Regions from separate parts of the Homo sapiens genome. Here region 1 is linked to region 2. The links are chromatin loops, found by intact Hi-C in ENCODE. Cell type or tissue: IMR-90. All regions are shown on one strand. Each heading gives the region's core, and the rest is flanking DNA. Links, peaks and the distances in the headings are about the cores only.

The links. Peaks named below come from ENCODE experiments on the same cell type or tissue, not always from the same donor. Only the 100,000 strongest peaks of a DNase experiment are listed, where the experiment ranks them.
Region 1: it touches region 2 in a loop (2.1-fold over the local background); 4 of 110 quality-filtered maps call a loop at or near these places.

Annotation. Positions count from the first base shown.
Region 1 is chr1:187,262,612-187,268,001 of GRCh38, forward strand. The region is part of intron 1 of LINC01036 (long intergenic non-protein coding RNA 1036); the gene reads left to right. Among named protein-coding and RNA genes, the nearest start is that of LINC01036, 170 kb to the left of the region's middle. In IMR-90, for the core only: a CTCF peak has its summit at 2,587 (motif pointing right); a DNase peak (open chromatin) is centred at 2,540.
Region 2 is chr1:187,407,114-187,412,503 of GRCh38, forward strand. No RefSeq gene overlaps it. Among named protein-coding and RNA genes, the nearest start is that of LINC01037, 34 kb to the right of the region's middle. RefSeq lists silencers at 1,671-1,871, 2,324-2,618. In IMR-90, for the core only: no CTCF peak of the experiment used is centred there; a DNase peak (open chromatin) is centred at 2,458; H3K27ac peaks cover 857 bases.

The DNA.
Region 1 (5,390 bases), core at 178-5,177, 140 kb before region 2:
TAAAAGTACAAGTTACCCTTTTAACTGAATCCCATATGAACAACAAATTGTTTTTTGTGTAATTATATCTTAAATATTGCATGGGAGTTACTTTGACTTTTTAATTTGGAATTCAAATTTAACTGGACATCCTGCATTTCTTTCTAGCAATGGTACTTATAAACACTTTTCTTGGCCAAGTGCAGTGGCTCTTGCCATTAATCTCAGCACTTTGGGAGGCTGAGGCAGAAGGATTGCATGAGCCCAGGAGTTTCTGACAAGTCTGAGCAGCATAGAAGGACCACGTCTCTATAAAAAATTTAAATATTTGCTGGACATGCTGGTGCATGTCTGTAGTTCCAGCTACAAGCAGTTAGGGCAGTTAAGGATCACTTGAACCCAGAAGGTTGAGGCTGCAGTGAGCTGTGATCGTGCCACTACAATCCAGTCTGGGCAACACAGGGAGACCTGATCTCAAAAACAAAACAAAACAAAACATTTTTCTTGTTTGTTTAATGTACTCTTAATAAACTATTATAAATATTATAACATTTTGTTAGACATTTTAATGCAGGAAAATATATCTCATTATTTAAAGAGTATCTTTGGATAGATTTCCAGAAGTAAATGTCTTCCAGGTAATCTGACAGGTAAGATTAATTATATGTATATTTGCAACTTTATTTCATAGGCACTAGTTTCCTTTCCTTTTTATTTATTTACATAGTTAGAGGGCTGACTTTGTATTAGCATTGACTAGCCAAATTTTTTTTTTTTTAGCATAGGTAATTTAGACCATTCTTCAAGAATTTATTCTTACTGGATGGTAATCCAGTTCCTTCTAAAGTCTTGCTTGAAGTCATAGATATTTCAGTGAAGGAGATTTCAGGACATGGTAAATACACATTTATATGGATTCCCTTCATTCTATTCCTGTGCTCAGGTTTTTACCAAACAACCTGTGATATATTATCCCAGCCTCACTTTTTTCTTTGTTCTCTCCTTTATTATCTGTATTATGCCTTTATATTTTGTGTTCTGCCCTTATACAGAATCTACACAATAAATGCCTATTCAGTCACTGTCTTTCAGACTTCCAAATGTTGGCTTTCACAATTAGCAGCCGGGTGACATTAGTCATGCTACTTTTCTTCTCTGAGCTTTGGTATCTTTATCTATAATAATTATGTAAAGGATTTTTGTCATGATAAAATGAGAACATTTTGAGGACAACACTTAATGTGTCAGTGACATAGTATATGCTCAATGTATTCCTGAGAGCATGTATGCAGACATGAAGACTAAGTGACTTGGGTAGTGCTTTTCAAGTCAATTGCGTGCCTCTCTCAGGTATGCAAACCTTAATGGTAATCATCAACTGGGGTCCTCCTAAATGGATTTGGATTCTTTCTAAATATGATTCTTATCCAAGACTGGACAGCAGAAGGATGAATTGATGATGACTAGACTTAGACTCTGGAATAACAACTACAGTATTACATTTAGCGTTAGCACCATTATAGTTAAGGGAAGCCTTCTTAGATAAAATGTGTTTTGTGGTGGGTAAGTAAACACATTTGGGGGGTGGTGAAGTAAGGTATTTGTGTGGTGCAGTGGAGTTTGCAGTTGCTTATCCTCTTCAGGATGTTTCATGTTCTAGCACTGTGCCAATTGTAGTAAATGGGTCTTTTTACATAACAATGTCCTTATAACTAATAACGAATAAATCTTACTTTATCCATTACATATTCTTTTTCAAGAGTGCTGCATTTAAAAAACACTGTTACTTACATAGTATCTGAAAAGGGCCTCTCTGGTTTTGTTTTTGTTTTTTTGATTCTGTCAGTTTTCTCTCTTGTTCATGCTCTTGATGCACATTGAGGAGTGTCCCACCAAGACCATGGTGCTCACAAGACTTTCATGAGCCTCTGGCTTTTGGATAAAATAATAACTACAAGATTGTACCTGAGCAAAAAATAACTTCCTGATGAACAGTCAAATGTGTAAAACTACTAAATACTTCCCTAATTACAGTGGCAGCTCAGGATTTTAGTGTTTGATCACTTTACTGTTACAGAGGTCTCATTCTCATTGACACATACTTTTCTCCATTGTTATTAAATACATATTAAATTCTTCTCAGAGTTCAATGCTAAAGAATATTAATACAGATTTTTATGAAGAATTACATATATTACCCAAAATGTTTCCTACAGCCATAAAGCTCAGAGATAATGAAGCTTTGTAGTGCAGTAGTTCATTCAAGTCAGATGCCGGGAACATGTATTTGTCAGCTTTTTAAAATGCATTTTTGTTAATGTTGAAAGTATTTTGGATGTAAAATGTTTATCTTTTCAATTTATTTTTAATTATTTTTTCATCAGTTAGTTTTGATCAGTGCTCCAGGTATAAATTCTCAATAAGCGAGTGAAATAAACCAGGTATTCCTCAAATTTTTATAACCTCCATTGATGGTTCAGTGTCTCAGTGACACCAAATGCAATTCTACCTCTTGCACTAGAGCATTTTCCTGGGGTTCGTCATATGATTTACTTGCCTCTCTCCAGACTTCTGGTTAATCCACTGCTATTCTAAGGCTTTATCACTGGGTGGCACCCTGCCACCTTATTTGGATCTTTTCTCCCTCCTGTTCTCTTTTCTTTAATATAACTGCATTGTAGTCAATAGCTGAGGTCTAAACTCCGATACCCATGTTTGGAATGCTGGCTCTGAAATATATTAATTCTCTGACAATAGACAACCTAGATAGCATCTATTCAGCAAAATAAAGATAACAATAGTAACTAACTTATAAAAATCTTGTGAGAATTAAAACCTTTAATTTAAAATATTTAGAAGAATGTCTGGCAAATAAGAAACATCCGCTAAAATTTGTCTGTTATTTGTATTACCATACTCAGAATATTACAGTAGAGCCTGGTTACAGTTACAAACATAAGTAAGTCATAGAATTTGAGGAACAGACAAAAAACATACAAAAATGAACAAAGGCTAATAATTATTCTGATAATAGAAGTAAAAACAAGCACTGTGGAGAGCAATTAAGTAGGATATTCAAAGCTAACTTGTGGTATTCAAATATCAATTTCCAACCATTTATCAAAAGCCTTGTAAGAACAAATGCCTGGGTTTGTTCTTTATACATATTACATCGTATATGTCTCATAATAGCTATATAAAATAAAAAAATTTATGCCCATTTTCCAGATTTAAAAAAAACTGAGCCTATTATAATAGATGTTAATAATTTGCCCAAGGTTTCTCATCCTGTAACTGGAAGACCACAGATTTAAATTCAGGTTTGCAAGTGGACAACCACAGATTTAAATTCAGGTTTATTTTAAAGCACTTTCTACTGTGCTCTTCCTTCTCTGTCATCTGTCTATATTTTTTATCTCAGCTGTTACTGGTTAAAATTTTAATACCTACCTCTCCATATTGTTCCTATATTCTGGAAGGGATTGAGTTGCCTGTGACACCTAATAAGAAAATCATAAACATGCCTGCAGATTAAGCCTCCTCTCATTTCTGAGATGAACGCTGAGCCGACAGAGCTGCCAGTCTCTCATTTAACTTCTCACAATTCCTGCAACATTCCCCTCCTCTCTGACAGTTGTATCAGCATTTCTGCTGCTGCTTGTGCTGATAAAGCCCCCAGAACACACACACACCAACTAGAAATAACTTGGTGACACATTCACTAGGGGATTCCTTTGTAAAGAAAGTCCGGACTGGGAGGAAAGTGTCCTGCAGATTGCTCCACTACTTCACAGATGAACTGGATCGTTCAAATGTAGTTTTAGAGAAGTGGGGGCAAATTTTTTCACCTGAACTGTGTGGAGCAATCGAGTATTCCCAAGAATCTGTTACTAAAAGAAGTGAGTTTCAATGACAGTGAAAATATAAGGTAACAAAGTTGTATTTTTTTTCTTACACAAGATTTTGACCTGATAACATAAAATAAGAAAATCAGAAAGTATAAATGGTAGGATAAGTTGAAGAAGGAGTTCAACCTTCAAGAATTGTGTGCACTTGCTCATCATCTTTCAATATCTTTCCTAATGTAGAATGTTGCTCAAATATTCTCTTCACTATTTTTTCAGGATGTAGATAAAAACAGAAGTAGCTTTATGTATAAATGTGGTGACTCTACATGGTGTGATTGCAAATGTCCAAGAAGCCCTACCTTCGTGTTAGCAGTAACATTAAATACACATGTGCACACATGCATACACTCACATACACACACCACCCTCATGCCCCACACTCTGCAAAAGCAGATACCCCCAACACACACACACACACACACACACAATCTTTATACATCACATCCTCCAAACACACATACACATGAGTACATAGACAAACCATGCCCTCACACACTCCAAACAAACACTTGGCTATCTCTTCCACCAGATGAAAGGGCAAGGGATAGAGGATCTGAAAGGATATGAATGAAATTTGCTGAGAACTGAGATTCCACTGTAGGGGCTTTCGTACAAACTTGCTGTTTTTCACTTTGGTACAGTTAAATTCAAAGTTACTTGGAAATACATCGTATTTGAAATGGCTATTGGTTAGATATTCTTTAATGTGAATATGCTTCTGATCATTTCTTAAGAACAGGTTTTGATAGACAAACTGCACATTCTGAGGGCCTAAGGCTAAAGGGAAAATAAAAAGAGGGCAAAGAGAGAATGCTGAGGTGCCGCAGACAAACTCGGCTAACAGTGATTTGTCCTGAGGTCAGTGCTGAATGAAAACCTGCAGACACCACTGAGAGCTGTCCATAGGAAGGAACAAAAGGTTATAGAGAATACTGTAGTTAAAGAGTATATTTCTCTACTTACACCAATGTGATGCTTGAAAGGTCTCTGTGGTCTATATAAAAATGAAAGTTACTGGATACCATTAAATTAAATGAGACGTTCCTGACCTCAAGTCTGGCAATCGTAAATCCCAATTCTTTAATTCAATCCAAGGTTTAATACTTTTGATCTTTAATAATTGTAAATGTGTATTAGTTTGTCTTTTAATTTGTATGAGTACATAACTGTTTTAATATTTCGTAGACACAGTTGATGACAAAATGCCAAAATTTCGAGAAGTTGAAACCAAAAGACTGTGATTAATGTGGACAGATTGACCTGTTTCAATATTTAGTGTGGATCAGAAGGGTGCATTATCACAATGTCTTATGAGCAAATGACTCAAGCTGGACATGGATAAAAGATTTTAGTTAAGGAGATAATCATTAAGGAACATCTCCTACTACTTCCTTTCTCTGGTAACAAATGCTGCCCTCCAACCTGAGCCTTAGGCTGCCTTTCCCTCCAGTGTTTTGAATGTTGGCATCTAAGGAACAGTGGAATGGGAAATATTTCTTTGAA
Region 2 (5,390 bases), core at 54-5,053:
AATTTTCTTTTCTTCTTTTCTGCCTTTTCACTTTACATTCTAGGAGACTTTCTCAAATTTTATCATGTAGCTCTTCAATTTTCAATTTCTATTCTCATTTTTTTAATTGCAAGAGCTCATCTTTTTTTCTTTTCTCCGAATGATTCTCTATTATATCAATTTTTTCTTTCTTGGATAAAGTATCTTTATATATCTGAGGTAAGTAATAACACATTAAAATTTTTTTTCTCCCTGCATCATGTCTGTTTCCTCTAAGATTCTTTATCTCTTCATTTACCTTGGTTTCTGTATCACATGTTAAAAAATGTTGGTCAGAAATCCAGTGATCCTTAAGTATCAACTCCTGTTAAACAATGAGGAACTAAAAAGCTGATTGGCAACTTTGAGTCTGTAGGTTGTTCTTATATCTAAAGACATCACTGGGGGCCATTTGTCGACATGGGTGGGCCATTTGTTGAAGAAAAGTTAAGGTAAGTATGGTTAAATATTTCTTCTTGAACTTGTTAGATTCTCACAGAAAATATTCTGTTCTCTTGCCTGCAGGTTGTGAAAGAAAAATAAATCTTGGGGCTCCAAAATCACTACGCTAAAGGGAATAGTCAAGCTAGGAGCTGCTTACAGCAAACCTGCCTCCCATTCTATTCAAAGTCACCCCTCTGCTCAGAGATAAATGCGTATCTGATTGCCTCCTTTGGAGAGGCCAATCAGAAACTCAAAAGAATGCAACTATTCATCTCTTATCTACCTATGACTTGGAAGCCCACTCCCTGCTTCAAGTTGTCCCACCTTTGCTTCAAGTTGTCCAGCCTTTTCTGGACAGAACCAGTGTTTATCTTACATATATTGACTGATGTCTCATGTCTCTCTAAAACATATAAAACCAAGCTGTGCTCTTGAAGTGGCCTCATCGTCTGGGGTGACACCCGAGGTTCGTTGTCTCACGGCCATAAAGATAAAGAACATGGACACAAAAGGGTGAGGTTTAGAGCAGAAATTTAATAGGTGAAAGAAAGTGAACAGCTCTCTGCTACAGAGAGGGGTCCCAGAAAAATGGGTTGCCGATTCACAGTTTGGATACAGAGGCTTTTATAAGAAATCAATAGTGGGCTGCTCATCTCATTTGCAAAAGGCATGCATTTCTGGTAGTTCCACCCCATCATCCTCATGCACGGGCTCTTAGTTTGAGTTATTCCATGTTGTTTTGTTACCCTTACTGCACATGTGTCAAGGGGTGGAATTTTCCCTTGCAGGCATGCCTGGGCAAGTCTCTTATGTAGTCTTTCTTATCTGTGTGGCTGTGGGGATGTCTTAGGCAAGCCCCCTGGGAAAGTTCCCTTATCTGTGCCTGCAACTTGATTTTTCAGGCTGTTCTTTTGTTTGAAAGAATTTAACCAAGGACTCGTCTTAAGAATCTGCCTAATCCGTTTCTTCCTTTCTCCTGTCTCACCCTAACCATCTTGGGCACAAGTCATCAGAACCTCCTGGGGCTATGTCATGGGCACACATCCTCAACCTTGGCAAAATAAACTTTCTAAATTAACTGAAACCTGTCTTTGAGTTTCAGGGTCACAAGGGTAATGGCCAGCCAATGTTTTTTGAGCCCTATAAGGGAATAGGCAAGTCAGAGAGGAGGTGGAAGAGGTCTCAGCATTCAGCATCCAGTCTGCATGTTTATTTTTCTGTTTGGGGATGGTATTCCCACCCTCAGTCACTAAGGGTTTTCATAGCCCACAAAACCTCTGTTTTTGCGTCTCCAGAGAATGAAGTGCAAATGTCTGCTGAGATAAAATCATGTGGTCAGTTAGTCAAGGTGTTGGAAAGAATTCTAGGCATCTAGTTTCTTAAATAACTTCTGACTGACTCTCTGTAGTTTAATTCTTCCTTCCAGTTATTCTGTGATGTTTGATGTCCCCCGTTCCTGAACCACCTGGAAATTCTGTGTATGGATTGTGTTGTCTCTTGGCTTTTGTCATTGCTGATTTAGGATTTGGCTTTTTGCTTTTGTTTTGCTTTGTTTTGTTCTTTCCTGATAGGTCAGTTCAAACTTGTATATCTGCTTTTCAGAATCTAAACGTTTGATGCTGTTGCCTCCTCTCTGTTCCCTCCATTCTTGCGGGTTTATGTCTAGTTAAAAACAATCCATTTATAGTAGTTTCAGCGGGGTTTGTAGAGGGAAGAGATTAGATGCATTTTTACTCTGCCACCTGTATTCTGAAGTCCTCTCTCTGAACTTTTTGAAATCTGCTTTTCTAAAGCACAGAGCACATTCTGGTGAGACCCAGGTCTCCCACCTGATGATCACAGTCTCTAAGAGTGCATGTTCATCACATCCCAGAGTTCTTGTCTTTTCTACCGCACTGAATCTGTTCTCTGTGTTTACTTGTATTGTAGCTATGGTAACAGTTCCCTTCATTACTTACTCAAACTTCAGAGAGATAAAAGAGAAGGAGTCACAGCATCTTTGTGCAAAATATGCCTCGTTTTCTGGGAAAAGGCTTGTTTCAGAAGAGAAGACAGTGGTGAGTCACAGAAGATATGAGGGAATGGAACACAGTAATTTCTACTGATTACAGAGAGGTTAAGAACCTCCCACAACCAACAACAACTTTGCTGGTGTTAATGCTGGCTAGTAGTTTTCTTTGGGACTTAATCTCAAAAGATGCTTCTCACTGTAGAGAACTGAGCAGTATGTATGCAAAGAGTTATAAAGATATATGGATCTGCTTCTATCCAAATTATACTTGAGGTGAAAAGGAAATCCTTTACTAATTCTGCAGACTTTAGGAAATGTACAGAGCATTATTTTCTGGTGCCTTAGGAGAGAAAAAATAATTCCTAAACATTAAGAAAATCTGAATATCATTTCCCCTCACCCAACACTTCTGTAACCTATCTCCTTGTCACTTGGGTGAACCAGGGGTGCCCAGTGAAACTTTGCCCAGCCTTGGACTGGGAGCACATGCTGGTCAACTCTCAAGAGCATCTTAATCGGACCTTAATTATATGTGGACTCTAAAATGACAAACTTCTCAAAACAAAAGGGAAAATGCTGGTAGCCGGGCCTGAGATGTGGGAGAAATAGGAACATATTGGTCAAATGGTTCAAACTTTCAGTTACAAGTTCTGGGCATCTAATGTACAGCATTAGTTGCAGGCACAGATAAGGAAACTTTCCCAGGGGGCTTGCCTAAGACATCCCCACAGCCACACAGATAGGAAAGACTACAGTTAATACAGTATCATATACTTGAAAATTGCTAGCAGAGTAGAACTTAAGTGTTCCTGACACACAAACACAATGGTAACTATGTGAGTTTACAGATGTGTTAACTAACTTCATGTTGGTACTCATTTCACAATTTATGTGTATATGTATATCAAATTATCACATTGTGAACCTTGAATATGTACAATTTTTATTTGTCACTTAATTATACCCCAATAAAACTGGAAAAAAAATTGTCCTTAACTTGTCTATTCTCCCTAATGAAAATAAACTATATTATACCATAGATAGGTTGCTTTTTATATACCAATTATTTTCTGTGTAGGGAATAAGAGAGTGAAACTGTAATTTCCATTTTGTGGTCATGTCTATGTTAGCTGCAATCTGATAGAACAGTGATATTGTTTGAATATTTGTCCCTTCCAAATCTCATGTTGAAATTTGACCCCCAGTGTTGGAGGTGAGACCTAGTGAAAGATGCTTGGGTTATGGGGGTGAATCTCTCATTAATGGCTTAGCACCTTCTCTGAGTCAATGAGTGAGTTCTTGCTCTATTAATTCTTGTGAGAGATGGTTGTTTTAAAAAGCCTGGCACATCCTTTCTCTCCTGCTCTCTGTCTCTCTTTCCATGCGACAAGCTAGCTTCCCCTCCCCTTCCACCATGACTGAAAGCTTCCTGAAGCCCTCACCAGAAGCAGATGCTGGCACCATGCTTCTTGTACAGCCTGCAGAACCATAAGCTAAATAAGGATCTTTTCTTTATAAATTACCCTGTCTCAGGTATTTCCTTCGTAGCAATGCCACACAGACAAATACAAATAGTAATTTTAGTTTTTAGTCATTAATTTCCTCAGCCTATTCATCTGGATCTAGTCAAAGTCCATTGTTCCTTTGCATGCTCCAAAAGCATGCGAGAACTCAGAATGTTATCATAACCCTCTTATTTCTCTCCACACAGATTGTGAGCAACCTCCTCCCCTCTCTCAGTTTCTGTCACCACTAAGGTAGATTCACATCTCTCATGCTCCCTCACCGTGACCCACTCTCTTGTCTAATGCCCCTTCATGTTCAGCACTAGTATTTGAGTTCTTGCCTTAGAACTTTATAAGCACATTTTATACCCCACAAAGAAGAAACCATGCTCACAAATACAGTAAAGTATTGGCTTTGAAATCAAGCTTTAAATTCTGCCAAGAAAGGAAGTGTGACCAAGTATGACTGGTATATGTCCTTGAACAGGTCGCTTCCTATTCCTAAAACTCTGTTTCAAAACACACAGCTCTTCCTCTAGCGAACACAGGCAGATAATTAATATTAGCTAAAATTAACATTTAGAAATGCTAATATAAATTGATAAATAATTATAATATTTTAAAAGTAAATAAATAGGATCCACATTCTTTCAACAGACTAAAAAGTAAAGGTAATTTTTATTTTGTCTCCATAGGTTAAACTGGCAGGCAATACATTTCATTCTCTGTAACCAATGTGTAGAACTCTTTGGTTTGTGAAATATGAGTATGTTTTTGAAAGTTGCATGTGTCAAATAACACATTCATTACTGCTAATGGAGTTCAAGCTAAGTATCTTTTTATTGGTTAGGCTTGAAGCCTTTTCATTAAAAGATTTACTGTCTCATCGATTGCAGAATGAATAGCTATGCATTGTTTCCAAATAACTAATAATGATAAACATCTTAGATAAAAATTTAGCCAACCCAATGTGCCCAATCATAAGAAAAGACGTTAGCATTTAACTTTAAAATGACCTTTTATTCTATCACTAGCAGTTCATCACAGTTAAAATTTAATTCATTTCTTACCTGGCCATGGTGAAAATATAAGATAATGGCCTATAAGATGGCAAGTCACAGTAGAGAAGTAGGGAGGAAAAAAGCCAGAGGAACATGGGGGCAACCTAAAACATTGAACGGAATCTTTTCTTAGGTTGTTTTTAGGAGTTTAGTAATTGAGAGTGTTGCCTAATATTGAGAAAGGAAACTGTACAGATTAAATGCTTACTGTATCCCAGTCATAAGGACAAAACGCAGAATAAGACAGACATTATCCTTGAGAACTCACTATTAGTAAAATGAATGACTGTGATTCAGAATGATAGGTGCAAGAACTCATTGTACCTGAGTTTCAGGTATATTGTAGAACAA